Regions from separate parts of the Mus musculus genome. Here regions 2, 3, 4, 5 and 6 are each linked to region 1. A link is a loop called in an ENCODE intact Hi-C map of the cell type or tissue named here. Cell type or tissue: heart. All regions are shown on one strand. Links, peaks and the distances in the headings refer to the core of each region. The heading gives the core; the rest is flanking DNA.

Evidence for each region. Peaks named below come from ENCODE experiments on the same cell type or tissue, not always from the same donor. Only the 100,000 strongest peaks of a DNase experiment are listed, where the experiment ranks them.
Region 2: it touches region 1 in a loop (9-fold over the local background); 11 of 42 quality-filtered maps call a loop at or near these places.
Region 3: a loop joins it to region 1, with 2.1 times the contacts of the local background. A loop is called at or near these places in 5 of 42 quality-filtered maps.
Region 4: a loop joins it to region 1, with 7 times the contacts of the local background. A loop is called at or near these places in 25 of 42 quality-filtered maps.
Region 5: it touches region 1 in a loop (4-fold over the local background); 21 of 42 quality-filtered maps call a loop at or near these places.
Region 6: a loop joins it to region 1, with 12 times the contacts of the local background. A loop is called at or near these places in 8 of 42 quality-filtered maps.

What each region holds. Positions count from the first base shown.
Region 1 is chr4:149,073,436-149,078,422 of GRCm38, forward strand. It overlaps Pex14 (peroxisomal biogenesis factor 14), which reads right to left. Exons shown (of 9, transcript NM_019781.3): 2 at 2,585-2,632. Among named protein-coding and RNA genes, the nearest start is that of Gm46722, 22 kb to the right of the region's middle. In heart, for the core only: CTCF peaks have their summits at 2,721 (motif pointing left) and 2,931 (motif pointing right); a DNase peak (open chromatin) is centred at 2,626; H3K27ac peaks cover 1,037 bases.
Region 2 is chr4:148,681,031-148,686,017 of GRCm38, forward strand. No RefSeq gene overlaps it. Among named protein-coding and RNA genes, the nearest start is that of Gm572, 40 kb to the left of the region's middle. In heart, for the core only: CTCF peaks have their summits at 694 (motif pointing right) and 904; a DNase peak (open chromatin) is centred at 671; H3K4me3 peaks cover 230 bases; H3K27ac peaks cover 980 bases; H3K27me3 peaks cover 530 bases.
Region 3 is chr4:148,804,525-148,809,511 of GRCm38, forward strand. All of the region lies in intron 1 of Casz1 (castor zinc finger 1), which reads left to right. Among named protein-coding and RNA genes, the nearest start is that of Casz1, 2.6 kb to the left of the region's middle. In heart, for the core only: a CTCF peak has its summit at 2,492 (motif pointing right); DNase peaks (open chromatin) are centred at 1,447, 1,647, 2,007, 2,442 and 1 weaker place; H3K4me3 peaks cover 2,950 bases; H3K27ac peaks cover 2,872 bases; H3K27me3 peaks cover 653 bases.
Region 4 is chr4:148,739,842-148,744,828 of GRCm38, forward strand. No RefSeq gene overlaps it. Among named protein-coding and RNA genes, the nearest start is that of Gm32897, 5.1 kb to the right of the region's middle. In heart, for the core only: a CTCF peak has its summit at 2,969 (motif pointing right); a DNase peak (open chromatin) is centred at 2,970; H3K4me3 peaks cover 1,316 bases; H3K27ac peaks cover 1,836 bases; H3K27me3 peaks cover 734 bases.
Region 5 is chr4:148,702,123-148,707,109 of GRCm38, forward strand. No RefSeq gene overlaps it. Among named protein-coding and RNA genes, the nearest start is that of Gm32897, 43 kb to the right of the region's middle. In heart, for the core only: a CTCF peak has its summit at 2,800 (motif pointing right); no DNase peak of the experiment used is centred there; H3K27me3 peaks cover 2,202 bases.
Region 6 is chr4:149,134,564-149,139,550 of GRCm38, forward strand. Cenps (centromere protein S) reads right to left here and starts at 3,037. Exons shown (of 5, transcript NM_027263.2): 1 at 2,913-3,037. The coding sequence starts at 2,960. In heart, for the core only: no CTCF peak of the experiment used is centred there; a DNase peak (open chromatin) is centred at 2,908; H3K4me3 peaks cover 1,359 bases; H3K27ac peaks cover 1,250 bases.

The sequences.
Region 1 (4,987 bases), core at 419-4,418:
TGTGCCCAGCTGCCCTCATTCTTAAAAACTTCCACTGTCTCGAAAAAAAAAAATTAACACTGCAACGAGTTAAAAATAAACACAACTTTACTATCATGTTCTTCGAGACCTAGCTCCAGACAGCCCAGAAACTATCCCCCAGTCCCCGCCCAAGCACCGTCCTCCTCCTCTGCATGCGGGCCCTCTCAGACTCACAGCCAGGCAATTCTGCACCAAATTATACATAACCTCGTGGCGCTTCCTCAAATTACATACAATGTTCCCTTTCCGCTAATTGTCTCATGTATACAAACGCCTTTTCTTCCCCAAATAAAACACACGAATTACTTAAAAAAACGAGGCTTGTTTGATTCTGTAATGGTCTATTCTCCGGTGCGGGTGCGGTGCTGCGGTTAAGCATCCAGGAAGCAGCCAGCACACTGAGCCTGAACAGCCTCCCTCCCTGATGAAGGAGCGGAGCACTGAATGCTTCCAAACCACACCCCTGTGCACTGAGCTGTGGGCCTGAGCTGTGCCCACTGCCTCACCAGCACCCTAGGATGCTCATCTAGGCAGTCGCCGGTCCACAGCTGCCAAGAGCTATCTTGGTGCTCGACCTGTGCCCCTGGCCTGCCCCACAAGCCAGCGTTCTATGGGCTCCTTTGCCGGCACCCTCCTGCCACCACTCCCGAGAGAAAGGAGTTGTTCACACAAGACCATACAACTCGGCTGGTGCCCTCATTTAATCAGGCTGCTGCAAATGGCTGGCCAAAAGCAATAAGGGCATGACTGAGAGACTGTGGGAGTTTAATATAAAAAAATTAATAAAAAAGGAGGGGGGAAGGAGAAAGGGTCTACCTTTTAATAGGGCCCTAATTACCCAACTCACAGGATCAGCCCAAATGAGATGGGAGTTTATTTCGGGTTTTTTTTTAATTATTGTTTTTTTTTATATATATATAAATTGCTGCTATGTGTTTTCTTTCCTCTGAGCAATTATGCAGTAAGTACGTAAAGAGGAGAAAAAATATTAATTAAATATAAGGTAATTGTAGAGTTGGCCTGGAGAGAATGAGTCTGAACTCTGGACGATCACAGGCTACCAGGGTTTGAAGACTGCTCAGGGGCTCCCAGAAAAGAAAGAAATAGCATAACCAGGCAGTAGGCAGATGCGCGGTACAGCGGAAGGAGCCACATTCAGAGTCCTACACAGCACAGGCCTGCAGGGCTCCCCGCACCCAGGCGTCAGGCAGCATCAGAGACTCCACGCTTCCACAGAGCTTTTCCAGTTGTGCCCCCAAAAGACAGCCTGGCCTCATGTTGAGGATGGAAAGCCAAATCAGGAAGTTTCAAAAGAGCCCGCAGCAGTAAGGGATAGAAACGGACTGCTGTGTTCAGTCTGGACTTCAGTGTAAGTCACAGCTTCTCTCTGAAAGGCTTGGAGGCAGGCCACAGAGCAAGCTCACAGGCCTGGAAGAACAGAGCATCTTCTGAAGAGCCAGGCAAAACTACAGAGTGGAGAGAGGTACCACAGACATGCTGGGATGAGCCCATCGCTGGGGACAGAGGTGACATGAGTAACAGCACCACTCCCCTGGAGACGTCTGGGAGGTACTTGGGTCCTCTGGGCCCATCTGCAGCCAGATCTATCTCGCCCTCTGCCTAGAAAGCCTTAGAACCTGCTAGAACCTGGCCCTGTTCACCGCAGCCAAGGGCTTCACGCCACCCTCTCCAGCTCGGCCGGGGAAGAGTGAAGAAAGCAGGAGACTGCCCGGGCTACGGAAACAAAGCCTGGGCAGATCGCCCCACGCTCACCGCTACCACCACTCCAAGTCAGGAAAGTCTTGGCAACGTTAAACCCAATGCTGGCGCGCCCCTAAAACTGAGCTGGTTTGCACAGAACCGGTCTTACTACCCAGCCCACAGGACTGACATCAAGTCCTGAAATGCCAAACAGTGAAAACAGGGCAGGCAGGCAGGCAGGCAGGGACTCTGGTTCAGACCACTCTGCAAACAGAGTTCCTTAGCTGAGAGCAGTGGTGTTTGTCCTCTACCTGCTGCGCTTGTGAAGCTGTGCCCGGAGAACTGTTGTGAGCAGGAAGCCAGCCTAGGCCACATAGTGAGTGCAAGGACAAACTGAGCTCCAGAGGGTGGCCCTCCTTGTTTAGAAAGAGAAAAGGTCCTTCAACCCTCAGTAGGTTTCTTTCCTATCAAGAATCTACAATACCATGGGTGCCACCCATCACAGACAGAACCACAGACCAAGCAACCCCAGAACCCTTCCTCTTACCTGGTCCTTAAAGGGCACCTCACCCCACCCCACCCCGGGTGCTTCACTGAGAAGCAAAGACTAGCTACTTCAGGTTTCTGACAGTGTGAAGCTGACAAGCAGCAACCTTGCTGTCACCTAGTCCTACTAGCAGCAGCAAACAAAGTGCCATGTGACTGTAGAGATGGGTGCTCCAAGAGGTCTTGTCACTCCCTCCTGATAAGCAGAAGTCACAAGCCAGAGGTCAGGGGCAAGGGTCACCAGGTCCTGCCTCCAAGCATGCAGGCCGCTGATTCGAGGCGCAGCCATAGGCTCCTCCAGGTCTTTCATACTTACCAGTGGCTCTCGGGGCACCACATTTTCACTTCCTGGAGGAGAGCTTGGCTGCAAAGAAAAACAGAAACAAAAGTAAGATCACAGTGCCACCTCATGGACATCAGAAAAACAGGCAGTGCACCCAGGTCGGTTCTGTTCTCCACGGGCTCCTGCAGCAGGAGCTGCGAGTCTCAGTCTGCAGACTGTTTCTGGGTTCACAGCCATAGCCCCTCATGAACAGGGCTGGTTTTTTCTCAGGAGGACCAAGGATCAGATGCAATCAGGAAGGATGTGGACCATGACAAAAAAGGCCAGAAAAAGGCCTAAGAATGGTCTACATGCTTTTCTACCACTGTCACAGATAGACTGAACTACAGAGAGAGCAAAAGTGTAGAACAAAAGGCAGCCACAGGGGGGCATCGGCAACCCACACTAAGGGGTTTTCTCTCATTGCAGCCAAGTGCCACTTTCTTTGGATTGTTTCGCTTCTGTGACAGTGTCTCCATGTAGCCCAAGCTGGCCTCCAACTCACCGTATCACTAAGTGTAACCTTAAAGCCCTGGTCCTCTTGTCTCAGCTTCCCCAGCGCTGGGATCAAAGAAATGCACCCCACCACTACTGCCCCCAGCCTACGGCACTGGCTACAGCACTGCCCATCACTAACAACCTGCTCTGGGTTAAGAAATAATCTGGTGTCAGGCTGAGAAATAAACAGAGCAGCCTATGAGCAAGCAATAGCACTGTGACCTGCCGGCCAGGCTCCCATCTGTTTCCTTCTGGGCCACAGCCTTTCTCATACCTTCAACCCTATACTGAACTAGCTAAAATTCAGAGCAAGAATAGGGTGCTAAAGCAAGACACAAATCTCCAGAAGGATGAGACAAGCGGCCGGCCTGAGTTGTGGTTAGTTTTTTACTGTTACTGACATTAAAGTCAATTTTCTACAGACAACACCCGGACAAGGGCAGCTAATGTGTATCCCAGGAGCCGGCCACCATTCTGCCTCCCAGCTAGTTCAGATGGCCTGTGCCAGCCTCCTATGAAGAGGGCAGAAGCTGAGAGAGGAAAGAGTCTAGAGAAGGTTCCTAAAGACCGCCTTACCGCACAGCTGCCTGCCACCACACACTTTATCCAGAGTTCTAGCCTATGAGCTCCACCACCCCAGAGCAGAAGGCCAGGCAGCTTGAAACTATAACTGGAGGTCAGTCCTCATACCTAGTGACCTTTCTCTCCCTGTGCCACCCTCCAGGCCTCCTTCCTGCCTCCCCTTAGATTTTCAAGTCTTAGCACAGACTGCCCTGACTGCCATGGATGCCTGCCCTCCAGTAACTGCTGGAAGGTCTTCAAGAGCTCCCTCCCTTACTCCCAAAGTACCCCTCATCTCCTCCTGCCCATCATCTCTCCTACGTAGCCATGGAGTCAACCCTCCACCTCTCTTTATCTCTGCTGCCATCACTTTGGTACAAGCTTCCAGCATCACTTGCCTGGACCACGGCAAATGCTTTCTAATCAGCTTACCTGGTCTCGTGCTGGCTCTCTTCCAATTCACTTTCCACAACACAAAACCCAAATCATTTGTAAAGGGCAACTCGATCATCTCCCTTACTTACTCATCCACGCCCATAAGCATCATCAATAGCTCCTTACTGTTCTCATAAGACAAGAACAAGTCCTCAGCGCGGTCTTGGAATCCTCCCATCTATTCTAAGCACATGTCAAGACTCTACTGCCTAACTCCCAAGCCCATCCGTAACAGACACTCTGGCTTCTGCTGTCTCTGAGGAGGGGCTTTGCACAAGCTGTTCCTTCCTCCTCTCCCAGACACTTCAGCATCATTCAGAGCCAGCTAAGGCATACACTCATACACAAGTAAACACAAACTTTAAACTTTTGTTTTTTGAGACGGGGTTTGTCTGTATAGACAGTAGCCTGGCTGACCTGGAACTAGCTCAGTAAACCAGGCTGGCCTTGAACTCCAGATCCACCTGCCTTTGCACAATAAAAGCATGCGCTAGAACGCCTGCCTTAAACTTTTTTTTTTTTAAATAAGGAAGCTCAATGTGCAGTAAAGTTTGTAATTCCAGGACTCCGGAGGCTACAGCGGGAGCTTATGAATCATAGGCCAGCCCTACACCACATGAGACCGTCTCAAAAAGAAAAAGAAGGGACAAGAGGAAGAAAGAAAGAAAAAAGGAGTCAAGAAAACAGGCAGTGAAGAAAAGGGACATGGAAGGGGAGGGGAGGGGAGGGCAGGGGAGGGGAGGGGAGAGGGGAAGAGAGGGAGAGCAAAGAGAGCAGGATGAGGTTCACTGGAAGTGAAGCCCCCACCCCAGGTCAATCCTCCCAAGGCAAACAGATGGCTTGCTGTAGCTCACTAACCCTGTGTCTCCCTGAGGCTCCCCTCACTGCAGCCAGGAGACACTA
Region 2 (4,987 bases), core at 508-4,507, 390 kb before region 1:
GTCTTGCCACCACCATCTGCCCACTGTAAGCAGGACCACCCCTTTGAGGAAGAAAGAAACGATTGTTTCCATTTTATGGATGCAGAAACTGAGGCTCACAGCCTGATCCAAGGTCACATAGATAGCTGGAAAATAGTAACTCAAGGTCTTCATATTCTTAGGCAAGGAATCCTTCCAGCACACCTTGAGTCTTCAGAATTCCTTTAGACCAAAGAAACAAACCCAGGTCCTATTGGCCAGGAAGGAGATCTGCCTTCCAGCTTTCTGCCCAATTTCCAGTTGCAATCACAAGAGAGAGCATCCAGGAAGCATAAATTTTGCCTGGCAGTTGAGTAAGAGCTCTGAAAGGAGTTACACGTCAGGGAGATGGGACTTTATTTCTCAATGAAATAGCCTTTTTATGGCTGGAATAAAAGTGCCAGGGGAGCCTAATGCCAGGAAGCAGAAAGCACATTTGATAAACTCCTCCAGCCAGGGCGGGGCTGCATGGGAACTCACCGCAGAGTTCCCCACGACACCAGTGCATGCTTCTCTGTAGATCCGAGTCCTGCCTGGGAGAGATCTTGGTTAAAGGTGGTGGTGGGGTCGTGGGCGGCGGTCCTCGTGGCCCTTCTAGATGGAGAATGGCTGACACTGGACCCCAGAGCCTGAAGCTGGGTCTCCAGTTAAAAGTGGAGCTGCAATGTAAAGAGCAGCCAGCAGGGGGCAGCATAACACACTGTTCCAGCCTGACCTGGGGCTGCTACAAGGGTTGGGGGCTTAGGGGTGGGGGGGCCTCTGGGGTACAACCCTCAGAAGAGGTCAGCGGTAACTCTCTCCCTAGGAAGTCTTCCTCCTCCTTTCAGCTTTTCTCTTCAGCCTTTTCCTATCAAAGAACAGTTCCCCATAAGGTGGGGTAGGGTTTCCCTCCCCTGTCTTGCCCACTCTCTGGCTGTCTTCTTAAGCTTCGACAAGTTTATCTTTGGACTTGACTAACCCATTGATTTCCTCCCAATGGGGTCTTTCAGATAGTCTTAGTGTAACTACGTGCAAATGGGCAGAGTTTGTAGGTTTTGGGGGCACCACCTTCATAGTCCCGGGGCGGCGGTGGGGAGGGTGGGGGCGCGAGAAAATCCTGAAGGGCAAAGGCAGCAGGGAAATCTCCTTTCTGAGTGTGTGTGATTGGCAGGTTTACGGCCTCAGGAAGGTGCGTGGTATTCCGCACAATCAAGTCATTTTTAAAAATAATCTCCCTGCTTAGGTCGAACATGCTGCTAATTGCATTTTAATAAGTCTCTTAAAATCTTGCCATATTTTTTAATATCCTAATATTAGGTAAGTGATTGCGGGGGACACTGGAGGGCACGGGGAGTTTATGTAACAGAGGGAGGACTCTAGAGAAGCTGGGGGCTGGGGGTGGCTGCCAAGTGGCCTGTGGTGTGTGTCCCAGAAGGGTGTCTGCATTTATGTGTGTGTGGAATACAGGGGGCATGAGTGCGTGTCCGCCCAGAGTGTATCCGGGGTATGCATCCTCAAAACTGGCAGTGCTTGAGTGTCTTTCTTTGGCCACTAAATCAAGAATCTACGAAGGAGGCAGATTGAGCCCCCCCAAACTGGAGCACCAGAGTCTGAAAAGACCCCTGACCAGCTTGTCTTTCCCAAGACCAACCCCCCTGGGCTAAGAGAGGGGCCACTTAGCGAGACAGAGAACCCAAGCCGCAGGCTTGTGAGGCCAGCCCCAGACTCTGGCTGTGCCAGCAGGACCTAGCATCCCAGACTACTGCTCTAACTCTGCCCTGCTCAATAATGTGAGAAGCACTGGTGGGCAGTTCCCCTGGGGAGCTCCCCACACACCTGGCATTTTTCGCTGACCGCTTTCCCCTAAGTGGCCCTATAGGGTGGGTTGGAGTGGACTCAGCTGAGAAATGGCAGAGATGACGATTGAATCTACCGTCAGCTCCTGTGGTTAGTGGAGACAGATTCACTGACTCTCTCTCTCTCTCTCTCTCTCTCACACACACACACACACACACACACACATACACACACACACACACACACACACGTAAGCATGCACATATATGTGCGTGAATGCAGGTGTCGGTGGAGGCCAGAGGCATCAGATAAACTGGATGTGGAGTTAAAGCAGTAAGCTATAAGGCACCTGCTGTGGGTGCTAGGGATTGAACTTGGGTCCTTTGGGAGACCAACCTGTGAGCTCTTAACCACTGTGCCATCTCTTTAGGTTCCCCTCCTTTTTACTGACCTGAGCCATCTCCACAGCCCCTGGCAGAGAGGCTCATCCTGTCTGGTCAGGAGGGTGAGCTGGGGCTCCAGGGACTTCCTGCACAGCCAAGCATCCAGGCCTCTGGACACCAAGTGAGACAGCAGAGGAGACTGGCAGAAGCTGGGGAGCTGGCCTGGCCATAGCATGACCCCTGAACTGCCTGTTACTACAGACCAGGCTCCTCAGACCAAAGTCCATGTCTACCCTACTCAGTCTCTGGAAGTCAGAGGCCTGGAAGGATTCTGCTGGGGTCACGGGGCCAAGCCTATCAGCTATTCTTTGGACTAGTGGGGGTTCCTGGATGCCTCTACTGGCCCTGGCCATCCTCCTGCCTCCTCCTCCTTATCCACACCACCAGCCCGGGTGGGAGGCACATGTTGAGCGATCTTCTGAACAGGAAGTCAGCGTCCAGGTCGGCCCGAGTCCCTTTTCATGTGGTTTCTTTAATCCCCCGGGCTGGGTTTCAGAAGCGTTTTATAGTTTCAGTTTTACAAAGCTACGCTCCCTTTAATGTTAGCGTGTTCAAGAGGTGGGGGGAGAGGGCTTCAGTCAAAACATGTGTGCTCTACACCAGCCAGCTGCGGGGCCATGCAGCCCAGGGAGGAGAGCCGGCAATATGGCCTCCAGGCTCCTAACGTGGGGCCTGGATGGATGGGGAATGCCATCCACTGGCCTCTCTCGCAAGCTCATGCTTACCTGTTCCTGGTCCTCACCATGGTCGGTGGTGCCAGAATCCCAACTTCCTTCCCATCTGGTGCTTCATTTGGGCAGGAGGATGCTGGCTTTTGCTTTCACACCTGGGTCTTACCCACCAACATACTGGGTGGCTATTCACTTAGTGTCTTCCCCTTACATAGACACGACCTAAGCAGATATAGCCAGGAAATGGTTCGTTTGACATGTCAGTTATATCTGAATGGTCTACACACATATACACACACACACACACACCTCAAATATATAACTTTATTTTCTTTTTTTTTTTTCCGGGACAGGGTTTCCCTGGCTGTTCTGGAATTCACTTTGTAAACCAAGCTGGTTTCGAACATCAACCACATAGATCCGCCTGCCTCTGCCTCTCAAGTTCTGGGATTAAAGGTGTGGGCCACCACACCTGGCACAAATATATATAACTTTTAAATGAAAAGAAAAATGTAAAATTATACCATTGCCATGCATGTTCCGGGGAAGTCAGGACAAATATGCCTCCTTCTCTGGAAAAGAATTTTTTTTTTTTTTTTAGGTTTTCAAGACAGGGTTTCTCTGTGTAGCCCTGGCTGTCCTGGAACTCACTCTGTAGACCAGGCTGGCCTCGAACTCAGAAATCCGCCTGCCTTGCCTCCTTAGTGTTAGGATTATAGGCATGCATAACCACTGCCTGGCTTAAATTCGACCTTTAAAAAATTACATTTATTTATTTATTTGTTGCAGGGAGGGGAGCATGTGTGTGCCATGGCACAGAAGCAGAGGCCATCTTGCAGGAGTCAGGTCTCTCTTTCCATCAGGTGGGACCCAAGGAGTCATGACATCAGCCTTGGAGGCAAGTACCTGTACCCTCTGAGCCATCCCCCACCCCCACCCCCCACCCCCCGCCTGAAGGAGACAGTCTAGCCTTTGACACTGCGTCGTCGTCATCATCGTCGTCGTCGAGGGTTGTGCAATATGATTTTGTGTTGGGGCTCCATCTGAAGTAATCCTGGGGTGTATGAAGCCCTGTGCATTTGCCACATCTGGTAGAGGCATCTATCTTGGGAGGATGTCAAGTGTGTTCCCTACCTGCAGGGTCTATCTGCAAGGCTACCGCTCTTCTTCCTGGGCTAACCCTGAGTACAGGGAGGAGAAGGACCAGGCTTCCTGGAAGTGAATTGGGTGGAGAGAACAGACTTCGGAGTTACCGAGTCCTGGCTTACATCCCTGTTGTGCTTTCTCCTCAGAGTGCTGCCATGGGTGAGTGTCAGTGTGCCTCGGGGCTTCGAGCCTTTGTCTTCCTACCTGTGGCATGGGAACAGCAACATGGGTGCAGAGACAGTGAAGAGAGAGAGAGAGCCAGTATCACCTTCTGGTTTGGAAGCCTGAGAGCCTCGTTCTGAGCCACTTTGTTTCTGACCCCAGCCTTTGCTTTGCTATGGGTCCTGCCTTCTCCACCAGAGGCAGGAAGAGCTGGCATGGAGCTGCTGGGCAGCACGGGCCCTGCTTCCCCACATCTAGTGTGCGGACAGAACTATGTTCCAGCCTGGGCTGGTGAGTAAAGCTCTGGTCTGCAGATGCTGTGCTCCTAACAAGGCACACCCTTTCACCCTTGCTGGCCCCAGAGTTCTATGGACATTCCATGGTCTCCAGCTGCTTATACCCAAGAGCCGTGGGCACAGTGTCTGCTCTCAGTTACCACCCTCAGTAGCCATGGCTGCCCACCGCTCCTCGCCTCCCTGATGGAGTCTTGGGGGTGCTGTTCTCGGAACTGGTTCCCTCTCCTGAGAGGCCATGGACAGTGGGTTCGGAAGGAATAATGACAGCGGTGGATGATATGGCCAAACACTTCCAGTGTGACGGACAGAGCCGAGCCCTTGCCTTGACACATTTCCTTGTCTGCCTTGTGTCACTCACACGGGGGTGGGGGTAGGGGTGAGGGTAGGGATGGGGGTGGGAAATCGAGGGCAGTGCCTGGCACAGGGTAAGCCCTCAAGAAGATTTGCTAGGACTGGAGTGATGCTTCCCGCAGTC
Region 3 (4,987 bases), core at 318-4,317, 270 kb before region 1:
CGGCGCTCCTTCCACCGCGGCCCCTTCAAGCCCTCCACCTCTGCGGGCCTATTGGGGCGCCTCCAGGTTTCACCCTTGTCCCGGTGCAGTTCACTACCCCCGGGGTTGCCGCTTGCAGCTGGGAGCGGGCGAACGAGCGAACGACCGAGCCAGCCAGCCTGCGAGCGGCGGCTGCCACCCAACTCCGGCTGTACGGGAGGTAGGGGGCACAGAGGGCTGGCACCCCGGCGCGGGGCGGCGCGGCGCCCGCAGTGACCAGGGGAATGCCCGGCGAGCCGCTCCAGTGGAGGGAGGGCTGCAGCTCCTGGGGGTCACTTACTCCAACTGAGGGGTCGGCGGGGTAGGGGAGAAGAGGGGGAGGTGCCAGGCACGAGTACAGGACTTTGCAACTAGGGTGGGGGCGCTTTCCGCGCAGTGGGCTGGGGGCGCAGGTGCTTGCCAATACTGGGTGATCGTTCCTTCTCCCACGCCCCCTCCTGCTGCAGGGGGGTCGTGAGCTGTCTGGAGGAGAGAAGGAGGCAGGGGTGAGGGGCTCCTGGGGTGACTTTGCAAGACTTTGCCCAAGGGAAGGGGTGGGTGGGGATCTCCTCTAGCCGGCTCTTGTGCCCCGACACCGGGGTGTATGTTCTGCCAGCAGAGGTAGGCAGTGTTCGCGTAGGCGCAGGGTGCCAAGGGGAGCTCCGGGTGGGAAAATGAAGGCAAGAGGGTTCTGGGATCTGGGGAGCGGCGCCCCCTTTTCTATCTGTGCCTGGGAAGTTTATCTCAAGTGCGCCGCTCCAAGCGCGGCAAGTGGCGCTTCTTACTCTTTCCCCCTACCCCCGAGTCCCCCCCCGGGCTCCGGCTCGCAACGCTGGGTACTGGCTCCGACCGCTCTGCTGTCGGCTGAAGCTCGCCCTGGATCTGGGGAAAAGTTCCGGGGGAGTTGTGGCGGCTACTGTGTGCGCGGAGAGAGAAGTTGCGCCCGGGGACTTGGGACGCTGGGTTGGCAGGCCCGATTGCGGGTGGAGCGGTGAGCTCCGGCGCCGGAGGTGGGGGCTCTCTCTAGGGATAGGAGAGGATTGGACGGGGTCTGTGACCCTAGGTGGGCTGAGGAGGACCTCGGGGGTTTAGCGTGTGGAGAGGACATGGGGCTGAAATCGGCTCCTGGCAGAGGACAGGAGCATGTAGGGGCACAGGGGACAGTGAAGGGGAGATGACTGGGCCACCAGGACTCTTGGGTCGACCTTCACTATACAGGAGCGTCAAGTGGTAACTGACGGAGTGGGACTCTGAGGGGTGCGCGGGAATCAGGGGACCCTGCCAGACAGACCCTCAGCCGTGGACCTCCCGGGACAGGGGGCTGAGTCGTGCGCCCGGGGTGAGCCGGCCGGGCGGAGCGGCGGCCGGTTTATTTTTACTCGGTGGCATTTGCAGAATGTGCAGCTGATGACCGTCGGCCGCCAGGAAGTTTTGCTTTCTGTTCTTTCTCTCTCTTTTCGAAGCCAGCGCGACCCGGAGCGGGAGAAGCCGGGGAGCAAGGCCTGGGAGGGGAGGGGGCGGCCTCCTAGGGTGGAGAGATTCGACCAGGGGAGCACTGGGGCTGCGGGCGGGGGTGCCCGGGCGCGGGCGGGCGCTGGGCGGCCGAGAAGCGGTTGAGCGAATGTCTGTCCCCAGCGTTTGGACTCTACTCTGAGAGGGGAACAGGTGTATGCGCCGTCAATCACAGCGGGAGGGACACTTTGGGGGCGTAGATTAAGATCATAATAATAGATTTTTCTCTAGGGGGTGGGCACAGATTCTTCTTCCAAGTCTTCCCCGACCGGGGTCCCCGAGCTGGGGGAGGAGAGGAGTGAGGCCAGGGACCGCTTCTCCCCGCAGACAAGTTTCTCCAGATTCAGCTTCGGCTTGCGAAGCCGGCCTGGGTGCGGCGAGGACCTCCATCCAGTCACGCTGGGAAGGGTGAAGATGTAGATGCCTGGGTGGAAGATGTGTTCCAGCAGGGATAATACCCCTCCTCCGAGCTGGAGCTCCCCTAAACCTGGCAGAATGTTGGGGAGACTGAGCGTGTACGTCGCTTCTCCAAAGGAGTGTGGGGGGCGCGGCCCTCGGTGTGTGTATCTGTCCAGCTAACGCTTAATACAGTCACAGAGGTTGGGGGTGGGATGGGGTAAAGTAGTCTCCGGACAAAGTTGGTAAATTTAGGCCGCCTCCAAGCTGGTATGGGCGCGCGGTGAGAGCGCACAAGGGAACTGGAAAACAGATCGTCTGGTAACGTTGGTGACCACCCCCCCCCCCCCGCCCAGAGCGCGCGCGCGTACACACACACACACACACACACACACACACACACACACACACACACACACACACACACACACACACACACACGCCGCCATGCTAAAGGGAGCTGTCCCGGCTGAGCAGGAGCAGCTGCGCCAGGCGTGGGGCGGGGGATAGTTGGTCCCCCGGGGCTGCGCCCTGACTGCACTCCACGTGCCCGGAGGGGGCGCTGGGCAGATCCGCGCCCAAGCGCAAAGCTCTTAGCTTGAGCCCCAGTGGCGGCCGAGCGGTGCGTCCCGGGCGGTCCTTGCACCCCGCACTGTATCGCGCAATTGGAACCACTTTCACACTTCCCAAACTTTGGCTTTTTGTGCTTCGCCCCTCACTGCAACTCCCAGACCCTTTCCTGGACCGAGAAGGGGAATTTTCTTCCACCTCTGGCAGCGTCCAGCGTCAGTCTTCACGGAACCTAGCGTATCCGAAAGACACCCCCTCACCCCATCTTGTTAGCCACCTTAGAGGCGGTTAACGAGGGTTTATGGGGAATATTGTTGAACTTCAGTAATCAGGTTTCCAGCGATCTTATGCCTCCTGTTTAATTTATTAGACTAGTTATTTATTCTGTTGATGATAATCTGTTGCTGGTTTCTATGGAGATGTTAAACTGATCTCTTTCAGAAATCAAACTCCATATGCACTAAAACGTTTAAAGAGCCAGTGCCTCCCTCTTCCCCTCCGCCTTGCCCTTTTTGTTTTATTTTGTTTTTAGACTTTGCACCTTCGTGTCTTGCTCTGAGTATCAACTCATTTTATTTCCTTCTGACGAAGGAAAGGAGCCCGGGGGACTCCCGCTTCGTGGCAAGTACAGCTTATTATGGCTAACAGAAAGAGAAGGCTTTGATCCCCAAGTTGCGTCACCATTTAAAGCAGGATCATCTCACCACCGAGCCCTCCCCCCCCCCATCATAGAAGAGCAAAATTCTTTCAAGATCAAAGGGGCCAATCTGAAAAAAAAAAAACTATTGTTTAAAAAAATAGGAAAGTCTGTTACATAGGCGCCTCCCCCTTTATATCTGCTCCCCTTGTGCTTAATGATTTTTTTTGAATAAGAAAAACAAAACGCAACCCATCTCTCATTCTTATTAATAGTTTATCTTGCCCCCCCCTTAATTTAAAAAGAAGTTCAAAGTTAGATTTCTCTGCCTGTGGGGGTTGAGGTATATTTACTTTCTTTGAGATCCTGACCATCTGTTTTTGGGAATTTCGCCTCTGGGAAGAAGGAAAAGGTTTTCAGTCAAAGCTAATAGGATACTGCAATTTTCCCTCTTTTGGGAAGTTGTCACCCCAAAATTTTAACTCCTAGCTTTTTTCTTGCTTTTTGAGAGTATTACTGACCTGTGGTTGGTGTTTAAAAGTATATCAACTTTTTCTCCTTCTCAGTTTAGGGTGTGTGTGTGTGTGTGTGTGTGTGTGTGTGTGTGTGGTGGTCATGGTTAGGGGGAGTCAGTGAATTAAGAAAATAAGGCAGAAAAAAAAACCATCTTGATTGGTGACATCCTGAAAAAAAAATGCAAACCTTCTCTAGCTCCAATATTTATCACGCTGACAGATATGATACAAAGCGATTGCATTTCGTAATGATCCTTAGGGACTAAGTTGTAGGTAAAACCATTTAATGCATTTTTAATATTAAAATAAGACCCAGGCTCCATTTTCTTGGAGGTAGGGGGAATGGAGGTCCCCTACAGAGTTTGTGCTTTTGGAATAGGCTGGTTAGCTTTTTCAACTGCAGCCCCCCCTTACATTTCCATTTACTTTGGGGGGGGGCATGAACCACACACAGGGCATTTGACTTTCATAAATAAATTTATATCTGGCCAGAAGGCCCAATACTAAATAAGAGCTCACTTAAAAAAAAAAAAAAAAAACACCAAGACTTTACCCCTGCTAGGAGAAAACAAACAAGCAATACATGCCCCCCCCCCCAAGTCTTATTTTGCAGGCGGGTGGAGCCCTTGTTGCTTTTCAGCTCACGGGAGAGGGGAGGGGGAAGCCAACCCTGCTATTTCCCTCTTTGCTATATTTTAAATTTTTGTTTGATTTGGATTGCAAACAGAGCAGAGGCTTAGGGGTAAAAAGAGCACTGTGGCTTTAAACTCAGGAGTTTGCATATTCTCCTTGTATCTTTCCCCTTTGCTAATTATTGTGTTGTTTTCAGAGCAAATATGTCATATCCATGGCGACCGGGCAGGTTTATTGTCTTTCTGAAGCAATAGCTCACATAAGTAATTAATGACTTTCTTTTTTTTCCTCTGGCTTAGGTTAAACAGATCATTCAAGGAAAGTCATCTCTCTCTCTCTCTCTCTCTCTCTCTCTCTCTCTCCTCTCTCTTGTTTGTCTTTTTTTCTTTTTTCTTTTTTTTTTTTAAAGCTCAGTAACATAAGAACATGAGTTAGAACAAGAAAATACTTTTAGCTAAAAAGTCAACAGTTTATTTTGCTCAGCTTTTTTCCTTTAGAAGCTGAAATGTCAGCTTCAGACCTGGGCACTGCCATCTCCCACCCCTGCGTAGAGCAATCCCTGCGTGGGCTGGCAGCCTCCTGAAGGTTGTACACAGGGAGGCCTGGAGGTGTGAGCACTGGGGGTGGGGGCTGAGGACATTTGCTTTTGAGGCTTGGGGGGGGGGATAGCAGTCCAAAATGAGTATTTTTTCCTGTATTTAGCAAA
Region 4 (4,987 bases), core at 651-4,650, 330 kb before region 1:
GGAGTTCTGGTTGACTGGAGGACACAGGGATGCTTTGCTCTGGCCCCAGCAATTTGACATTGGTATTCTAACCAGAAGGAGCTTTGGGGGAGTGGGGACAGTGCAAGGGGGGGTTTCCTTCAGGAAGGCTGTTCAACCCACAGTCTCCTGATGGATGTGCTGCCTCTCTGGCCCCCCTCCTGAACTGAGTCCTATGTAAACGAGCAGTCTCCTCCTTTTTTTTTCAGAGCTGGCTGCAGAGCCTGTTTATGGCCCCAGAGTGGACCGGGCTGATGACCAGGCAGCCAACAGGAGTCAGGGACCACAGTGGGCTTCGAGCTTTGCTGTGTCCTTTTGCCTTGCTCCAGAGCGAATGTTATACGAATCACTCCGACTCCTGCTCCCAAAGGACATTCCTGTACCCGCAGCGACGAGCTCACCCCCTGTGATCTCCCACCAGTGGCCCAGGGACAGTGGTGGGCAGATATCCAGCTGTTCCAGGGACAACGTGGGTGTGTGCTCTGCGGGTCCCTGGAGGTCCCTAGAGATTCCCAGACCTCTTCACTGACACTCAATGCTTTTGCTGCCCAACGCTCTCATTGCTTCCCTTGGGGTCTCGCTCAAGTGAAATACCCCCAAATCTTTAGATTGCTTTCGGGAAAACTCCAAACCTGAAAAAAAATAAAGTTACTAAAAAAAAAAAAAAAGCCAGACACACACCTTTGTGTCTCAGAACCCTCTCCAGGAGGCCAGTTAGCCTGGTGCCTCTCTGCGAGCCCTATGAGGTTGAGAGAACTTGGATTGCAAACATAGTTGCTCTGGGGTGGGGGTAGCATTTGGAAGGCAGAGGCAGGCATATCTCTGAGTTCCAGGCCAGCCTAGTCTACAGAGCAAGTTTCAGGGCAGCCAGGACTACAGAGAAACCCTGTTTGTTGGTTTGTTTCGGGGTGGTGGTGGTGGGTGGGCAGGGAAAGTTACTGTATTCTGGAAAGCAAGTTGTCTGTAAACCTGGGCAAGAATTATCTCAGCAGAGCCCGGAGTCACTGCACAGCCCACCTGAGGCCCCTGTGGCCCTCAACACCCTGCTTTTTCATTCCCGTCAACATCTCAGATGAGGCAACCGAGCAGAGCAGAAGCAAGCGTGTAATCCAGGCCACACCTGAAAGATTCTAAGTCCAAGGTTTCTAAATGGTTGTCACACGTTATCATCGAGCTGGCCGTCGTTCCTTGAGAGGTAATTTGGGACCCTGTGTGTGTTTCCTGTGGGTCCCATTTGCACACTTGCCGTCATCAGTCTGGCTGTCTCCCCCCACCCCCTACCCCAAAGCAACAGTGTTTGCAACCCACGTTCCCTCAGCCTCGAAGGGCTTGCAGAGAGGCTCCAAGCTGGCTGACCTCTTGGCGAGTGGTTCTAGGACACAGACTGTCTGGGTAGAAGAGTGGAGTTCTGTTCTGCCCCAAGTGTCTCTGCTCATCCCAGCTTCAGGCTGAGGGGAGAGTGAAGCTCCGTTCACACCTGAGCAGTGTGGTATGGAGCCGGGGAGTCTGCCTTTCTGTGCCTCAAGTCTCTCATCTGCTTATGGTTCTGATTTGCAGAGTCGCTGAGACTATGTGTCCCAGGTCAACATAGCACCCAGCCACCCACTTAGATCCATGCTCCCAACCACTATGTCACCCCTTCCTTCTAGGTTACTAAGGTTGGGCCTTGGATCAGGCGAAAGCGACAGTAATTGGAGTAGATGAACTGTCAATAGAAAGGCCACAGCGGGGGTGGGGTGGTGGGGGGTGGTGGTGGTGGTGGTGGTGGAGAAATGGCTCAGTGGTTAAGAGCATTGACTGCTCTTCCAAAGGTCCTGAGTTCAAATCTCAGCAACCACATGGTGGCTCACAAACATCCATAATGAGATCTGATGCCCCTTCCTGAGGTGTCTGAAGACAGCTACAGTGTACTTAAATATAATAAATAAATAAATAAATAAATAAATAAAATCTTTAAAAAAAAAAAGAAAGGCCACAGGGATGTGAGGGCGGCTGTAAGGGACACATGGGCACTTGGCTTCCTTAAGTACCTTCCTGTTAGGAGATGGTGGCCAGCCCAGAGAGCAAGTGACCACACCAGGGGTCCTAGGGATAACAGGCATGTTGCAACATATGCTAGGGGAAAGGGACTTTCTCTTGATCATCATCCTCCAAAGGGTGATTTTTATTTATTTATTTTTATTGTATGTATATGAGTGTTTTGCCTGCGTATTAGTGTGTATGTCACGTGGATGCCTGATGCCTGAGGAGGCCAGAAGAGGGCATAGGATCTCTGGAACTGCAGTTACAAATGGTTATGAGCTGTGGGTGCTGTGAGTCTAACCCAGGTCCTCTGTAAGAGCAGCGAGTGTTCTTAACCCTGAGCCACCTATCTCTTCAGAGCATCTCCCCATCCCCTTTGCAAGGAGAGGTAGGGTTTCAACGATGTAGACCAGGTAGACCTCGAATTCATGAGATCCTCCTTCTCTGCCTCCAAATGCACACCCAGCTGCATCTTCTTAACAACAACAACAACAACAACAACAAAAAACCTTTGTATTTTTTACTCTTCAAAGGATTGGATTTCATTATGACATTTTCATGCCTATATATTATTGTACTGTGCTCCACCCCTCCCCCACACCTCAGACTTATAAATATTCCACAGCAACTTGGAAGTACTTGTGAAACTGCTTGCACTCCTTTGAATTAAGACCCTGCGTTGTCCAGGCTTGCCCTTCCTGGAGGCTGCACTGCAGGCTTAGCCCAAGCCCAGGTTCAGAGGCCCTGGAGGTGCCAGGCTTCCCCATTCTGCCCCACCGCACACATGGATCTCACGCTTGGCATGTTCCCCGATTCTGGTAGCCTCGCTTCCTGATCAGTCTTGGGGTTTCTGGAGCGAGGAGGGTGTGCGTGGGGCGCGAAGTTTCCGGGCTGCAGGATCTGCTGCGTGGGGGCCCGTTTGGGCCGGGTCGCGCGCTGCCCGCGACCGCCGGTAGGGGGCGCCTTAGTCATGCATTATTCATCGGCAGCCCGCGTCGCTCGCCTTCCCCCGCGCGGGCTGCGGGCTGCGCGGAGGAGCGGGAGCGCGGAGCCTTCACAATATTGTGGCAGCTTCGCGAATGACGGCTGCGGGGAGGCGGGGGGCGCAGCCTCAGGCGGCGGCGGGGGCGCGGGCGCGGGCGGGGAGCGGTCCCGGATGGGGGCGAGGAGGGGCTGGTTCAGGGTGAGGGCAGAGCCTGCAGCATCCGTCTGTACGTCCAGGCATCCTCTTTTCCTTCCATCAAGTCAGCCAGCACTAGGGAACATCTGGCCGGGGCGGGCGAGGTGTAGGGGACGCGATGGTGAATAAGGTAGGCCTGGTCCCTGTCCTTTCAAAACTTCATCTCCAAGTGGTCAGGGAGACACATTTAAAAGCAAGCAGATAATTCAGATAGTCCCAGGTAAGCGTGCACTGTATAAGCGAGCGCCACGGGCATGGTGGACCGGGAGAGAGCTTCTGAGAGGCGGTGACAGTGTGCAAAGATGAACCTGACTTTGAACATTCCAACCTCTGGCCTTTCTCCCTGTCTCCCTCAAGGCCTCACGGAAATCAGCTCCTCTCACCCTCAGTCACCCAAGAAGTCAGGAGGGTTTTGATGAGACCTGGATGGGGGCACGAATCCAAACTATGGGGTCCCTGCCTAGCCACCCTCTGGGATCAACCCGGGATGGCAGGAGCCCGAGTCATCTCAGCTCTCAAAGCTCCCACCTCTTACTCTGCTCCAGGAGAGGAGTTGGGAGGGAGACACGGAGGGCGTGGGCTCAGGGTCACCAGCAGCATCAGGTTTCCTTTCACTTGTACAAAGACTCGTTGACGCCTGAGCACGTCAATACCCTTAATGACAGGGAAAGGAGCTGGGACTCCAGACCGGTGCCCCCACTCCGCCTCCCCCTCCCCTGCTCTCCCCTCTGGGCCCATCTTCTTCCTCTTCTGTGCCTTCTCTCTCCTATCTGTCCCCCTCTGTCTCCTGTCTGTCCTTCCTCTCCTTTCTCTTTTGGCCCTCTGTCTAGTCCTGATGTCTTGCTTGCCTTCTCTCTCCTCTCCTCTCCTCTCCTCTCCTCTCCTCTCCTCTCCTCTCCTCTCCTCTCCTCTCCTCTCCTCTCCTCTCCTCTCCTCTCCTCTCCTCTCCTCTCCTCTCCTCTCCTCTCCTCTCCTCTCCTCTCCTCTCCTCTCCTCTCCTCTCCTCTCCTCTCCTCTGACTCCTTTCTTTCTCCTTCCCCAGTCCCCACAGCAACTGTACACACGCTAACTCACACCCTGCAGCTTCAGACCCCAGCTAGACTCTGACTCCTCTGTCCCTCCAGACCCCTTGAGATGCCGCTGGCCTCCTGGAGGCAGGGCCTATGTGATGGTGGCACCTGAGCAGAGGTCGCTCAGCTTTTGTCCTGCGACCTCTGCCCCAAAGGCTCACGGGTAGCAGTCCTTGCACTGCCCCGGGGCATGCTGGGGGATGTAAATGGCAAGTTTGGGGTGGGGCTAGGCTGAAGAGGAGAGTTTGAGGAGGATTTTCTGTTTTGTATTTTTTATGACCATATATAATTTCGCGTTTCTCCCCTCAGCCTCTGCCTCCTTGGCTCCCAGATGTGTCCCACATTGAAGAATTATCTCTCCTCCCTAGAGTGAAATAAATGCAATCAATATGAGTATTGCTCTCAGGGCCTTGAAATATTACATTAATGTTCCATGTGGTGACATTTTAGCTGGAATTTTCAAATACATTATGATGGTTCAAATTAATATTTATCAGAGCAGCTTTTATATTTTGCAAAAGAGAGAGAGAGAGAGAGAGAGGGAGAGAGAGAGAGGGAGAGAGGGAGAGAGGGAGAAAAGGAAAGACAGAGAGAGCATTATTAAAATACAAAATGCAGATGAAGTCTAAAATCGATGGTTCATTTTCCAGCACTTTCCAGGGGCTGTCTTTAGCTTTCTGGGTTTGTTTTAAAATTT
Region 5 (4,987 bases), core at 406-4,405, 370 kb before region 1:
CCTGGCCATTCTGGTTACATAGGGAGCGCTCAGGGAATGTGTTTCACTTCAGGGGACTCAGAGGCCATACCTGGAGTGTGGGTGGGGCCACCTCCCTGCCGTTACTGTAGGGACTTCTGTGAATGTCCGGCCTGATCTGGACTCAGTTTCTTCCTGTGAGAGTGCTGAGGAGGAGATGGCCAAGGAGCCTACAACTCATTTGTTCAGGGGTCATCTGAGGGAGTGAGACACTTTCCATCCCCAGACTGACCACACAGGTAATTCCACCTTGCTCCTCCGTGCCTTTATCTGGAGGTTGGTGACATCTGACAATCTGTCTCCTTGGCTTCTTCCCTCATGTGTGGAATAGACACAGCAATCAAGCAGCCACCATGGGGAATGGACAGAAGGGACTCCCAGAGGTGACTGACACTTGATGCATAGACCACACTCCCTGAATATGGCCTCCAACATAGGTGCCAAGTGATATAGGCCAAGTACCCTGCAGGGGTGATTAGCACTGTCGCTGCTGGTCAGGGAAGGGGCCGTGACTCAGAAAGGTTACTTGACTTGCTTATGACTACATAGCCATGAAGCTATAGTGCTGGAGCCCAAAAACCAGATCTGTTTGACCCAAGGTCCTCTTCCTACCCAATAGATGCTCCGACACACACAGGCCTGGGCTAGGGGTGTAAGAGCAGATAGCTTTGTACAGAGAGCTAGTCACAGGCTGTCCACTGTTGTTGTTGTTGGTGGTGGTGGTGGTAGTGGTGGTGGTGGTGGTGTGTGTGCGTTTCTGGGCATGGATGCCAGAGATCACCTTCTGGTACATTCTTCTGTCCACTTTGTTTTTTTGAGACAGAGCCTTTCAGTGGGATCTGTAGCTCACTAATTAGGCTAAGCTCGAACACACATAAACACACAGACACACAATAAACACACAGACACACATAAATACTCAGGCACAGACATCCACACAGACACTCAGCCAGTGTCCCGAAGTCCACGCCTCACCACCTGCCCACCATGCTTGGCTTTTGTATTGGGGTGCTAGAACTCAAACTCAAGTCTTCATGCTTGCAAATCGAGCATTTTACTAATTAAGCTTTCTTCCTATCCACAGCCTATAATTTTGTGGCAGAAGAGAGAGATGCCAGTCTCCCTGCATTCTGTTCCACACCTCATGTCAGAACAGACCCCCCCCCTCGTCCCAGACCTCAGGGATGAACCCACAAAGGGCTCACTGACTCCAGAAGACTCCTGATCCTACCCTGTGCACAGGCTCAAAGCTCTCTCACCCCAGCTCTGACAGGCAGAAAAGAGGTAACCCTGCCAGGCGGGGGGTGGGCTTAGAGGAGTCGGTAGCTGACATTTTCCCCCTATAATGACAGCCCTAGCTGTTGGTGGCAATGACAGCCCTTGTTGGGGCCCTGCACACCCACATTCAGGCATGGGAGCACCGCCCTACTCCTGGCATCCCATGCCCCCAGACTTGAAGACACAGCCATGCTCAGAGGTACATGTGTCAATGCAGCTTGTCATCTGTGCACCCCCAGACACATAGCTTTATATAGCCAGACACTGTACCCTTTCGAGGCTCAACCCTGAGCTCCTGAGATGTGTGTCCTTCTGTGCCTGTGCATGTGCGTGTGTAATGAGGATGTGCGTGTATGTGTGTAATGAGGAAGACATGGTGGGGTCTGGAGAAGCTCCCTCTCTTGCTGAATCTCCTGGGAGCTGATGTCATTTATTCCCAGGGACAAGCCTGGGAGAGCATAGCTCTTTTCATTTTAGCCATGGCCAAACAGAGACCTGGAGAACTTTAGTTGTTCCACTAGAGTCATACGATGGGCAAGTGCAGCTGGCAGAAGCTTACAACCCGAGGCTGTAACCACCAGGCTTTACTGCAGCTGTGGGGAAGGCTCACGCCACCCTGTCTGTCACAATCTCCTCTTCCTGTCTGCCCCAGGCTCTGCCCCTCAGCACTTTTCTTGGGGCTCCTATGAACACGCCGACATTCCTGTTGTTTCTCTGCCTTCTCATCTCTCATCTACCCTCCTCCCCATTTGCCATTTACACATACATTCATACACACACAGACACAGACATACACACAAACACATACAGACACTGACACACATGAATACACAGACACACATAAACACACAGACACACATAAACACTCAGGCACAGACATCCACACAGACACACAAAGATACACACACAGACAGATGCATACATATCCATATACAAATAGACACAGACACACATAAACACACAGACACACACACAAACAAAGACACACACAGATACACACACAGACAAACATGCAGCACACAGATACACACACATACACACAGATACACACAAGCTGTAGATACACTACAGCACACATGCACATACCATGTCTGGCACACAGGAGGGACCAGGAAGGACTCTAGGAACAGGCCATCCAGCCTTCCACTGTTTTGGGTCTGAGGAGGAGGCGGTTGTTACTGTAAGAGGTGGGGTGGGGAGAGCTGTGCTCTCCTTCAGGCCTCCATGCTGGGTCTCCCTGTCTGGTGGAGTGCTTGCTGGTGTCCAAGCTGGGGAGGGCATGGCAGCTTCTGACTTGAACACAGAGCACACACAGAGCATTCTGGAGGTGGTCACGCCCTGTTTCATATCCAAGATGGCTTCTACATGGGTAGAAGGACTTTGCAGGTGCACGCTAGCCTCCAACAAAGCCAGACTCTCAGCCCTAACTTAATTCTCCTGTGTGTGTCCTGACCCAGACCCAGTTTCCCACCTACCTGGTCAGGCCAGTCCGTGTCCACACCCACCACTAGGTGGCACCAAGTGCCCTTAAACTGAAGGGTAAGCTACCCCAGAGGGCTAGGGTGGGATAGGGACTGGCCCTAGCACCCTCTCTGGTGGCTCTGCCCCAATATCCCCTACCTTGAGTGCCATGGAAGGCCCTCAGAGTACAGTACTATAGGCTTTCCCTGTTGCCCTTGCAGATCAAGACGTTGTTCTTGTCCCCAATTTACAGATCAGGAAACTGAGGTTCAGGCAGGTACCGTAGTAGATCTGAAAGCCACACAGCTTCCATTTCCTGACTGCTCTCCCCAAAGGGTCAGAGGTCAGGGGTTGAACCCTAGAGCTGTTCCACAGTGCTGAGAGAAGCCTTTCAGGGGAGGAGAGAAACTGGATCGAAGGGTTTCAGTGGCCTGAGAGGAGGGGAGTCCAGGGCGGTAAGCTGGTGGGAGGGAGGGGTGGTGGAAGTCTCCAGGCCCTTCTCTGAGGTGAGGCCCAAGAAAATCAGAAGAGTAGGGAATGGTGGGATGAGGGGAGGGATTCCCGACACCAAACATCTGGGAAGGCTTGAGAGAAGTAAGTCGCCAGATGTTACAAGTCATGCTGGGCAGATGGCGGAGGCCCTGCCTTCACGCACACGGTCTCTGGTGGGCTGGATCCATACAGGGAGGTGGGGACATCTGTCTCTAGAGGGGAGGTGGAGTGTCCAAACACGGGAAGAGGGGCTGGCTCTGGGTTCCTTGGGGAGGCAGGATATGCCACAGCCCCAGAAGTTCCCAAGACTCACATACATCCCATCTGTTACCTGCAATGACAGCCAAAGGGACCATGTGGCCCATCCACCTTTCTCCACAAAGAACACACTGTACAGACTGTGCAGGGGCCAGGAGCTGGAGACACCACGGTAACCAGGAACAACTGGCCCCGTCTTCTTTCATCTTTATTTAGGGCAAACGAGTGATAAACAAGTAAATAAAAAAAGGGTATAGACAGGTGTCAACAGGTAACCCAGGAAGCCTTCCTGGAGGATTTGCCATGACGGGGCCACATATGACTTTCCGGTAGAGGAACTGGGCAGTCACTCCAGCTGTCAGGTGGGAGTGAACTCAGTGGACTGAAGGGTTACAAGGATGGTCACAGAGGCTGCTACCAAGTGTGTGAGGGCATGGCCGGGCTGAAGAGGACCCTGCCAGGCACAGCTTGTCTCCGAGAGGACTGGGTAGCTTTATGTTGGCGTGAAGGGGAAGAGAAATGTGTTTTGGAAGATGACACACGAGGAAGCTGCCAGGGATGGAGCAGAGAGACTACCTCAGGGACCCAAGTGCGGGGGTGGGAGGGGGTGGTGGTGGTGCTGCCTAAAGACCTTCAAGTCCCTAGCTAGCTCAGTCACCAAACTAGGGCTCTGGAACTCTACGCTAGCTTCTCTCCCTGGTCACATCGCTTACTTCTGTGTGACCCAGAGTAAGTTACTGTCATTCTCTGAACCCCAACTGTCAGAGGCTGCCTGGCTCCTTCCCTCCCTAAGTGAGGTTGGATCTGAGAGCAAGCCTGAACTAAAGGGAGACTGGACATCAAGGATCCAAGAGTTCCTCAGAGAACAGATCCCCTGACCCAGGAGGAGCCAGGAAAGGGACAGTATTGTGGCTGAAGCTCTGAGTGCCTCAGTCCTCTAGATCTGGGGCTCCCAGCTCTGCCATCTCTTTCTCAGAGGCCGCACCCCCCCCCCCAACACACACAGTGTCCCTTCCTTCGCCTTTTCCCCCATCTTCTTTTTAGAATAAAAACGCCGGCCGCTTGCGGCTCGCCGATGTTTATGCCTCAGTAATACATTATGTATTATTTTGTTTTAAGCGCAGCTTTTGCATCCTGACAGTAACAATAAAATGTGACTATGGGATTGCTAACACAGACAGACTAATGTTTCCATCGCCTGCCTCTTTTTTTTGCGTCCTAAGCACTTTTGAAAAGCTCCTTTTATATTCCTAATAAAATTATAGCAAAATACATCGATTTACTGGAAAAGAGTTGAGGGTCGGGTAGGGTATTTTTCCCCCTCCCCTCGAGCGGCCGTTGCTTCCCCCTGTCAAAGGCAGATGCATATTTTGAATCAACCTTCTAAAGTGCCACTTGGCCCTTAACCCCAGGTAGCATCTACCTACCTGCCTGCTGCTGCTGCTGCTGCTGCTGCTGCTGCTGGGACCAAGGAGTCAGG
Region 6 (4,987 bases), core at 540-4,539, 61 kb after region 1:
AATGAAAGCAAGACTTCCAGACATGGTGGCACACGCCTTAGATCCCAGAGTGTGGGAGGCAGAGGCAGGTGGATCTCTGTGATTTCCAGGCTAGCCAGGGCTACCTAGTAAGACAAGACTGTCAAAAAAAGTGTGTGTGGCAAGATGGGTTATGGCTATTGCTGCAGTGCCTGACAACTGACCCTTAAAAGCTGACCTGACAGCAGCCTCACCAAAATAAATAAATAAAATATAAATAAGTAAATAATAATAATTTAACTATAGTCTATGCTCTCCATTACACCTTTGCTCTTAATGGACTCTTCAAAACCGTCAGTGTCAAAAACAAAAAAGATCAGGGTGGTGGTGACACAAGCCTTTAATCCGAGCACTAGAGAGGCAGAGGCAGTCGGGTTTCTGAATTTGAGGCCAGCCTGATCTATAGAGTGAGTTCCAAAACATCCAGGACTACATAGAAGATCTCTATCTTGGAAAAATAAAACAAAACAAACAAACAAAAAAGGAAACAAAGTTCAACAACGGGGCTGGAGAGATGGCTTAGTGGTTAAGAGCACTGACTGCTCTACCAGAGGTCCTGAGTTCAATTCCCAGCAACCACATGGTGGCTCACAACCATCTGTAATGGGATCTGATGCCCTCTTCTGGTGTGTCTGAAGAGAATGACAGTGTACTCACATACATTAAATAAATCAATAAATATTAAAAAAAATAAAGTTCAACAACTAGCCGGGCGTGGTGGCTCACGCCTTTAACCCCAACACCTTGGGAGGCAGAGGCAGGAGGATTTCTGAATTCAAGGCCAGCCTGGTCTACAGAGTGAGTTCTAGGACAGCCAGAGCTACACAGAGAAACCCTGTCTGGAAAAAACAAAAACAAACAAAGTTCAACAACTGAACACACTTGTGAAATGTAACAATCGATCAGAAGGGTGTAAGAGAACAGAGAACCTTCCTCCTCTGCAGAAGACAAATATGCCACCCTGAACTTGACTTGTGTTCTCATCTTATTTTATTTTCTAGACAGGGTCTCCGTGTAACACTGGTTGGCCTGGAACTCACTCTGCAGACCAGGTTGCCTCCCAGAAATCTGCGCTCAGTGGCCCGTGCCAGGCTTCATCTGAACTCAGAGCCTCCAGCAGGCTAAAACGGCTTAGCCACACTCCCTAAGGAGGGTCAGGGCTCTACAACTGAAATGAGAGCCTGAGAATTGCGCTTGCTACAGAGAGCAGATGAGCAGTGGCTCCCTGCTTTCCCAAGGATGCCATCCTTTAACTCAGTTCCTCGTGTAGTAAAATTGTTTTACTATTTAATTTTAATACATAAACCACAGAATTATTTCATTGCTACTTCATAACTGTAACTTTGTGAATCTCTGTTGTGAATCATAATTATCAGATAGGCAGGATATCTAATTGGGGTCTCAACCCACAGGTTGAGGACCACTGAAATGAAAGCAAGCTGCCAAGTGAAAACAGATGATGGCCGCTTGGGTGCTCACAGCTGGGCTCTAGCGATGGTTCTAAAGGTTCTGAATTTCTTTTTTTTTTTTTTTAAGATTTATTTATTTATTATATGTAAGTACACTGTAGCTGTCTTCAGACACTCCAGAAGAGGGAGTCAGATCTTGTTACAGATGGTTGTGAGCCACCATGTGGTTGCTGGGATTTGAACTCCTGACCTTCAGAAGAGCAGTTGGGTGCTCTTACCCACTGAGCCATCTCTCCAGCCCAGGTTCTGAATTTCTTAAAACAGGAGTGCAGGGCAGACAGCCGATGGGACGCAGATACCTAAGGAAGCAACCCCCAACCCTGAGCTCACAATCATTCCCAGCTGAGATGGCAGCTCTGATTCATCAAACAACTGAATATTGGCTCTGACACCACCCCGTGCAGTAGTTATCCGTATTCCGACTTTGCAAAGGAGAAAACTATATTTGGGCCACGACTAACTGACTAGAGGACCCGAAATCACAACCGACGCCAGAGGGTGGGTTCTAGGGCAGCCTGCCAGGGGCTGACTCCGGGCTCTGCAGCATAGAATAGACAACGTTTCCCAGGTCCTAGTGAACTGCTCAGGTCTCACTATGTAAACCAGGCTAGCCTCAAGCTCACACACACCGCTCGCTCTGACTCCTGAAATTAAAGGCCTGAGCCCCACGCACTGTCCTCGCTTGTTCCTGAGACAGGGTCTCTCTAGGTACTTAACTGATCTAAAACTCGTAATCCTCCTGCCTCAGCCCCTGAATTAGTCTGTGTGTCTCTCCTGCATCTCTCTCACCCTCACACGCGCTATCCCCAGCCTCTTTTGTTGTTTTGTTTTGTTTTGTTGTTTTTGTTTTGTTTTGTTGTTTTTGTTTTGTTTTTCGAGACAGGGTTTCTCAGTGTAGCCTTAGCTGTCCTGGAACTCACTCTGTAGACCAATTGAGAGATGTGCCTGCCTCAGTCTGGGATTAAGGACTTGCGCCGCCACCACCGGGCGGGCCCTCCTTTAAGACAGGGCCTCCCGTAATCCCGGTTGGCCTCGAACTCGGTATATCGCTGAAAATGACTCTAAACTGGCTTCTGCCTCCACCCTAAGCCTCTCGCTTCCACACACACCCCGCTCCGTGCTGGGGTCACAGTCGTTCACCACCAAGCCCGGTAGGTGCGGTGCTGGGACTCGAACCCATAGATTCCCTCATGCTGGGCAAACGCTCCTCCAAGCCCCATCGTCTCTCTGTAGCGCCCACACCCGACCCTCACAGCGCCGGGACACCCGGACTCTGGCGAGCTGGACGCAGGCTCGGCGGACCGCACCCCCTCCTTGCAGCCGAGCGACGCATGCGCACACGCGGAGGCCGGCTAGGGACTCGGGGCCTTTCCCTCTCCCAGGACCTCACGTCCTGCCCTTGCTGGGACCCCATTTATTTTATACCTGCCGGTGAGAGAACTCCTGCGGCTCCTCAGCCTCCACCTCCTCCATCACTGCGGACAACCCCGGTCGGCGCGCCACTGTCGGCTCAGACTTTCCCGCGCTACCTCTGCGACGGGCGGCGCCGAGGGTCAAAGCGCGAAGCGCCTCCTTCCTGTCCCGCGCGCGCCCCCTGGCGACAGCTCGCGGAAGGGTCTTAGCGTTGGTGTGACCCGGGGTTCAAGCATCTGTAAGAACGTGCGTGAGATGGCTCACTGGTTAGCAGTCACTGAGAGCACCGGCCAGACGCACCACCCACATCAGGTGGCTCACTAAACACGTGTAATTCCATCTCTAAGGGACACAATGTTCTCTCTTGGTCTCTCTTGGTACCCGCATGCAGATGCACACACAAATACACACATATGCATAATAAATATATAAGTAAATAAAAGTGTTTAAGTAAAAAATATATATATGTTGGGCCTGGTGATGCACCCTTTTAATCCCAGCACTCTTGAGTCATAGGCCAGTGGATCTCTGTGAGTTCCAGACCAGCCAGGGCTACATAGTGAAACTTGCCTTAAAATTAAAAAACAAAACAAAACAAAAAAAGCAAGAGTGTATAGCCCACAATTAACAGATGATAAAGCACTTGGCTGGCAAGATAGCTTTGTGAAAGCCAGGCATGGTGGCACATGCCTTTAATCCTAGCACTTGGGAGGCAGAGGCAGGCGAATTTCTGAGTTCGAGGCCAGCCTGGTCTACAAAGTGAGTTCCAGGACAGCCAGAGCTATACAGAGAAACCCTGTCTCGGAAAGAAAGAAAGAGAAAGAAGAAAGAGAGAGAAGAAAGAGAGAGAAGAAAGAGAGAGAAAAAAGATCGTTTTGTGGGTCAAAACACATTGCCCTGCAAGCCTGGGGCCCTGAGGCCCTGAGTTTGATTCCCAGAACTGACTCCAGAAAGTTGTTTTCTTACATCCACTGTGTGCTCACACTCACACAAACCAATAGCCAGTTGATGTAAGTTATGGAAGGCAGCGCCTTCTATGGTGAACCATTCACACACACAACCTCGTGCAAGGAACCTTGGATTTTTATGGCTCTTCCACCAGCACCAAATCAGTGATCAGTGAGATCACTGCTCAAACGCTATCCCCTCAGAGCGAGTGGTTCACGTTACCAGGGACAAGAGTGGCTGCTTCTCCATTATGTCAAGCTATACAGCGAGAGGCTCTGAGGTGGCTCTGCAATAATAACAGCTGCCGTTCCTGCAGACCAGGATTTGGTTCATGGCACCCACATGGTGGTTCACACCTGTCTATGATTACTGTTTCCAGGAGTCAGTGCTCTCTTCTGATCTCCAAGAGCCCAATTCATGCACGCAGGCAAAACACTCAGACATTAAAAAAAGGATCTGTAGAGAGGTCTGCCTGGCCCCGAAATGGCTGTAGCCAATGCCTACCAGCTATTTCATATTATCGCTGTAATTTGCCTGCCAGTCATTGACACAGAAAAATAACTTGGGGCTGGAGAGATGACTCAGAGGTCAACCATCTGTAATGAGATCTGACACCCTCTTCTGGAGTGTCTGAAGACAGCTACAGTGTACTTACGTATATAATAAATAAATCTTTAAAAAAGAAAGAAAGAGCCAGGTGGTGGTGGCGCACTCCTTTAATCCCAGCACTTGAGAGGCAGGCAGATTTCTGAGTTCGAGGCCGGCCTGGTCTACACAGTGAGTTCCAGGACAGCCAGGGCTACACAGAAAAACCCTGTCTCAAAAATTCAAAAAAAAAAAAAAAAAAAAAAAAGAAAGAGAGAAAGAGAGAAAGAAAAAAAATAACTCAAAGCAGGGTCATGCTGATCATCTAAACTGTTACATTCTGTGTGAGGTCTGTTAATCCTTTTTTTTTTTTTTCAAGACAGGGTTTCTCTGTATAGTCCTGGCTGTCCTGGAACTCACTTTGTAGACCAGGCTGTCCTGGAACTCAGAAATCCACCTGCCTCTCCCTCCCAAGTGCTGGGATTAAAGGTGTGCACCACCACTGCGGCGAGGTCTGTTAAGAAATACCACAACCTATTGTAGATTCGGTTTAT